2 separate regions of the Homo sapiens genome follow, and region 1 is linked to region 2. Evidence: chromatin loops called from intact Hi-C (ENCODE). Cell type or tissue: adrenal gland. All regions are shown on one strand.

The links. Peaks named below come from ENCODE experiments on the same cell type or tissue, not always from the same donor. Only the 100,000 strongest peaks of a DNase experiment are listed, where the experiment ranks them.
Region 1: it touches region 2 in a loop (2.1-fold over the local background); 18 of 110 quality-filtered maps call a loop at or near these places.

The regions. Positions count from the first base shown.
Region 1 is chr1:7,050,272-7,052,771 of GRCh38, forward strand. The region is part of intron 3 of CAMTA1 (calmodulin binding transcription activator 1); the gene reads left to right. Among named protein-coding and RNA genes, the nearest start is that of CAMTA1-AS3, 37 kb to the left of the region's middle. RefSeq lists an enhancer at 1-359. In adrenal gland, no CTCF peak of the experiment used is centred here; DNase peaks (open chromatin) are centred at 851 and 1,172.
Region 2 is chr1:6,733,835-6,736,334 of GRCh38, forward strand. No RefSeq gene overlaps it. Among named protein-coding and RNA genes, the nearest start is that of LINC01672, 10 kb to the left of the region's middle. In adrenal gland, no CTCF peak of the experiment used is centred here; no DNase peak of the experiment used is centred here.

The DNA of each region.
Region 1 (2,500 bases), 320 kb after region 2:
TGCCTTCCTGGGGAGATGGGGCAGGAAGAGAGTCTGTAGATAATAAGCTGCCTGCACCCTGAGCTACTCCAGAGACGGCATCTGTCTGCTCCGGGGCCAGGGCGGAGAAGCCTGAAGCTGAGTCCCTGGGGTGCAGGGCCCACACTCTGGCTGCTCATTGCCACTCTGGGTCCCGACCGGGTGTGGGTTCAGATGAAGACTCTCAAACAGGCCTTGGCTGCATCAAACACATCGCGGGGGTGTGGAGTCTAGGGCTGAAGTCACGGGGTAGACTTCAGACTTCTGCAAACGTCACCTGGCAGTGCCCAGTTGAGATATCTGTCTCGGCAGTACCAGGCTATTTGAACATGTCTTTGTAGGTTTATCACCAAGGTAGAAGAGTTCATTGTCTATTTCTTAGGTGAGGGACTCCAATTTGTGGAGGCAATGGTGGGGGTAGGGTGGGTGGAGGAGAGAGTATGGTGGGGAGGGGAAGGAGCCCCAGGGGGCCTTGGCCTCCACGAGTTTCTAGTCCTTGTCAGGGTGAGGCAGGCGGAGAAGAGGGGACTCTGGGAAGGAGAAATGGGAACATCACACTGGGGTATTTATGGGAGCCGTGCACAGGAGCGCTGGCCATTCGTCTTGAGGCCCCACTGCAGGGAGCAGCGCTGGAAGCCCGGCCCTCTGTACTGTGTGTTCCCAGGCACAGGGAGAATGACTGTGCTGCCTCTTTCCGGGGTGTAATTTGAGTTTGCATGTGGAACGAGGCCCTGGCCCCTAAGTCAGCCCCTTTATGTTTTGGTCGTGATTGGTGAGGCGCTGCGGCAAGGTGCCCACGTCCCTCTGGTGATCTGGAGACACGGTGAACAATGTCGACATTGAATATGTTGCCAGGAGTGCTTAGCGGAAGGTTGATACAGCACCTCGGGTCTGAACGTTCTCTCCCAGTGCTTATGAGCTGAAAATCTCAGAATTGAGGCAGGCAATTTCTGAGTTCATTCAGAACGCAGTGAGCTGTTTGGGAGATGGCCACGTGCAGAGGCAGACGGCAGCTGACGCAGGCTTCTCCGGTGACACAGTGACCGTTCAGCCCCAAGAGAAGGCAGTAGGGAGATTACCTACCGCTACTGCAGACTCCTTCCCAGGCAGACACTTCCAGACCCACTCTTCGCTACATCCTGGAGCTGCGTGGGGTGGGCAGGTGGGGCTGCACGGACGGAGACCTCTGGTTCCTCTTGGCCCTTTGGCCTCCCGCTACCCAGCGCTGTGAGTGGGGTCTTCCAGTGGGTCCTGATTGCCAGGTCTTGAGCTGCTTCAGGTGCCCCCAGCCTGGGTGTCCGAGGTTGCTGATGCACTTGGGGGCTCAGTTGCTGTTGGTGCTTTGATAGACTGTCCCTTCTGAGGAAACATCCCTGCCAGGACAGACTCATCCCTGTTTGCCAGGACAGACTCATCCCTGTTTGCCAGGACAGACTCAGGACCAGCCTGTGACAGAGGCTGCTCCCTCTGGATTGTATTCATTCGAATAGGTGGTCCCGTTAAACCCAAGATGGTGCTCTGTGGTGTCCCAGTCTACCCTTGCCCCTGGACTCCAGTTCCTGTAGGGCTCTGTACGCCCCCTCTCCTGACCCTCCCACCCCAGCTCCTGGAACATTCTGTGTTTCCTTGGGAACCTGCTGCACTTAGCAAAGCCCCCTCTCCGCAGCCTCCCCCTTCTTCCGCTCAGGGGCTCTGGCTCTGCCGTGGGGACACTGCTGCCCTTCAGCCCTTTCAAGTGGAGGCTGTGTTCTCCTCTCGGCCTGAGTGTTACTGGGCCTTGGCATGGGGCGGGGGGGTGGGTATCCTTGGTCCCCAGGGCCACTTCTAGTTCACTGTCCCCCCTTGTCCTTGAGTCTGCATCTTCGGCTGCTTCACGCCCCACTGCTGCTTGTGGGGCCACCCTTGGGCCCTGGGGCCATTCTTTTTTGCTCCCTGATGGTCGCTGGCGGGTTCTTGTCCAGCCCTCTCCTGTGTTGTGGTGTTTCGTGTCGTTCTCTCCGACGACACCTTGGTTTCTCAGTTCCTGGGCTTTCTCCCCTCTAAAGACCTCCTTGTTCAGCGACTCATCCCTAGGCCCTGGGTCTGTTCTCTGTGGCTTCCTGCTTTACCATCTCAGGTTCCAGAAGCCCATTCAGACTACCTGGCCTTCTCTGCCCACTCCTCCCAGTGTCTACAGTCCAGCCACGCCTCAACACCAGAATCCAGGGACCCTCGGTGTCTTTGTGCTGCCCCAGCCATTCCTGGTCTCACACCCTCCCCGACTCAGCTCAGATTCCACAGGTCCCTCCTCGCCCACGTGCCTTCTGCATCGGGCCCCTTTCCCCTCGCTCACATGACCAGGTGCGTGGCTCGTCCAGCTCTACTCATACCTGGTTCTCCTCTTGGGCTGTGCCCACACCCGCCCAGTACCTGGTTCTCCTCCTGAGCTGTGCCCACACCTGCCCAGCAGCCTGACTGGCCTTCAGTTCCCAGCACCAGCATC
Region 2 (2,500 bases):
GACCTCAGAGGATCCGCCTGTCTCGGCCTCCCAAAGTGCTGGGATTATAGGAATGAGACACCTTGCCTGGCCTTAAAAAAATTTCTTTTTTTGAAACAGGGTCTCGCTCTGTCACCCAGACTGGAGTGCTGGGGTGCGATCATAGCTCACTGCAGCCTTGAACTCCCAACCTCAAACAATCCTCCCACCTTGGCATCCCAAGTAGCTGTTACTACAGGCGCGCCACCATACCTGTAAAATTTCTTTGTAGGCCAGACATGGTGGCTCATGCCTGTAATCCCAGCACTTTGGGAGGCCGAGGCGGGCAGACCACCTGAGGTCAGGAGTTCAAGTCCAGCCTGGCCAACATGGTGACACCTCGTCTCTACTAAAAATACAAAAATTAGCTGGGAGTCATAGTGCATGCCTGTAGTCCCAGCTACTCAGGAGGCTGAGGCAGGAAAAACGCTTGAACTTGGGAGGGGGAGGTTGGGTGACAGTGAGACCCTGTCTCAAAAAAAACAAGATTTTTTTTTGAGACTGCTGATCTCAAGCAGTCTTCCCACTTCGGCCTCCCAAAGTGTTGGGATTACACGCATGGGCCAGTGGATATATTAAATGCCCATGAGATAAGTGAATCAAGAAAGTGAGGCTAAATTTTCCCCATCAGAATATGCAAGCTCTTCCTCATTACATGCCTCCTGCCCGTCCCCCAACTTGCCAACACACACTGAGATTTTGGGTCTCAGTTCCCTATCTATTTTCGGAGAAAAAGGTGATTCCCTTGGAGTCCCTGATGCAGATGGATACTGTGTTGAGATGTGGGTCTCCTGCTTCTCTGAAGGTACAATTATTTTTCTTGTAAGGTTCCATAACTAGATTAATGAGTCAGTATCATCTAGTCGGATTATCTGTTTCATCAGAGATTCGTCATAGATTTCCTATGTTTCTGATCAGTTACCATGGATACCGCTTTTGTTATCACAGTTCTTTGTAACCAAAGGCTGCACTTTTGTGGGCTTCACCCACTGTAAAAATTAATCTGTGCAAAGCTCTCAGGATACACCTTGTTTGTTTGTTTGTTTTAAATTCTTTTTAATAGAGATGGAAGGATTGCAGGTCCGGGGTAGTGGTAAGGAGGGGAGCTGAAATAAATTTCCCATATGCCTGTTCATTATCAAACATTTGCATCTCATCTTCAACTCCAAGCATACATTTCCAGTGTGGTTTATGCTTTGGAGACATTTGACTCTGAGGATGCTGGGGTTTGGAGACAATCATTTCCTTCCTCCTCCTCTCATGCTCATCTCATCGCAGTAGAATTACTTGCTTAGCTGTCTGTCTTCTTTCTTCCCTTTATAATACTGTGGATTCAAGTTATCATTGTCTCCCCAAAGTGGCTCAGGGCACAGAGAGTTCTCAACATGTGTTCAGCGAATGAATGGCTCTTTTCTTGTATTTCTCTCCTCTTACTCAGCTGAAAAGTGCAATTACATCTAAGATCCCTGTTTAAGAAAGGACTCTTCTGGTCGTAAGAAAAAAAACAGGCCGGGCGCGGTGGCTCATGCCTGTAATCCCAGCACTTTGGGAGGCCAAGACGGGCGGATCACGAGGTCAGGAGATCGAGACCATCCTGGCTAACACGGTGAAACCCCGTCTCTACTAAAAATACAAAAAATTAGCCGGCCTGGTGGCGGGCGCGCCTGTAGTCCCAGCTACTCGGAAGGCTGAGGCAGGAGAGTGGCGTGAACCCGGGAGGCGGAGCTTGCAGTGAGCCGAGATCGCGCGCCAGTGCCCTCCAGCCTGGGTGACAGAGCGAGACTCCGTCTCAAAAAAAAAAAAAAAAAAAAAAAAAAAGAAAAGAAAAGAAAAAACCAAAAGACACTCAAGGAATGAGAGCCTGGTGGGTGATGAAGGAGATATCCAGGCACAGGAGCCCGGGAAAAGCCGGACAGGCGAATTGAAGTCTTGGAGCTGCAAAAGGACACTTCTGGATTTAGGGCTGCCCCAGGGGCCGCGGGAGCAGGAGTGTGTGGGTTTCACTCGGGTATTCTGCCCTTGACACAGTCATGGGCTCCTCCAGGCCTCCTGTTCCCTGCTCTCTCCTGCTGTGTCTCGCCTGTCAGTCTACATCTACTTTATACATTCATCCGATCCACATTTCTTCTCCTTCATAACTTCAGTTGCACAGGGCCCACAATGGCCTCTCTGGCTTCTTTCTGTGTTATAATGTTTAAAGGTCAACTTTTTTTCCTCCAAGTTTTATTTTAGATTTGGAGGTACCTGTGCAGGTTGTTACATGGGAATATTGTGTGATGCTGAGGTTTGGGGTACAATGGAACCCATCACCCAGGGAGTGAGCATAGTACCCAAGAGTCAGTTTTTCAACCTTGTCCCCCTCCTTCTCCTCTCCACTCCTCTCTAGGACTCCCCAGTGTCTCTTTTCTTTTTTTTTCTTTTCCTTTTCTTTCTTTTTTTTTTTTTTTTTTTTTAAGACAGGCTCACTCTGTTGCCAGGCTGG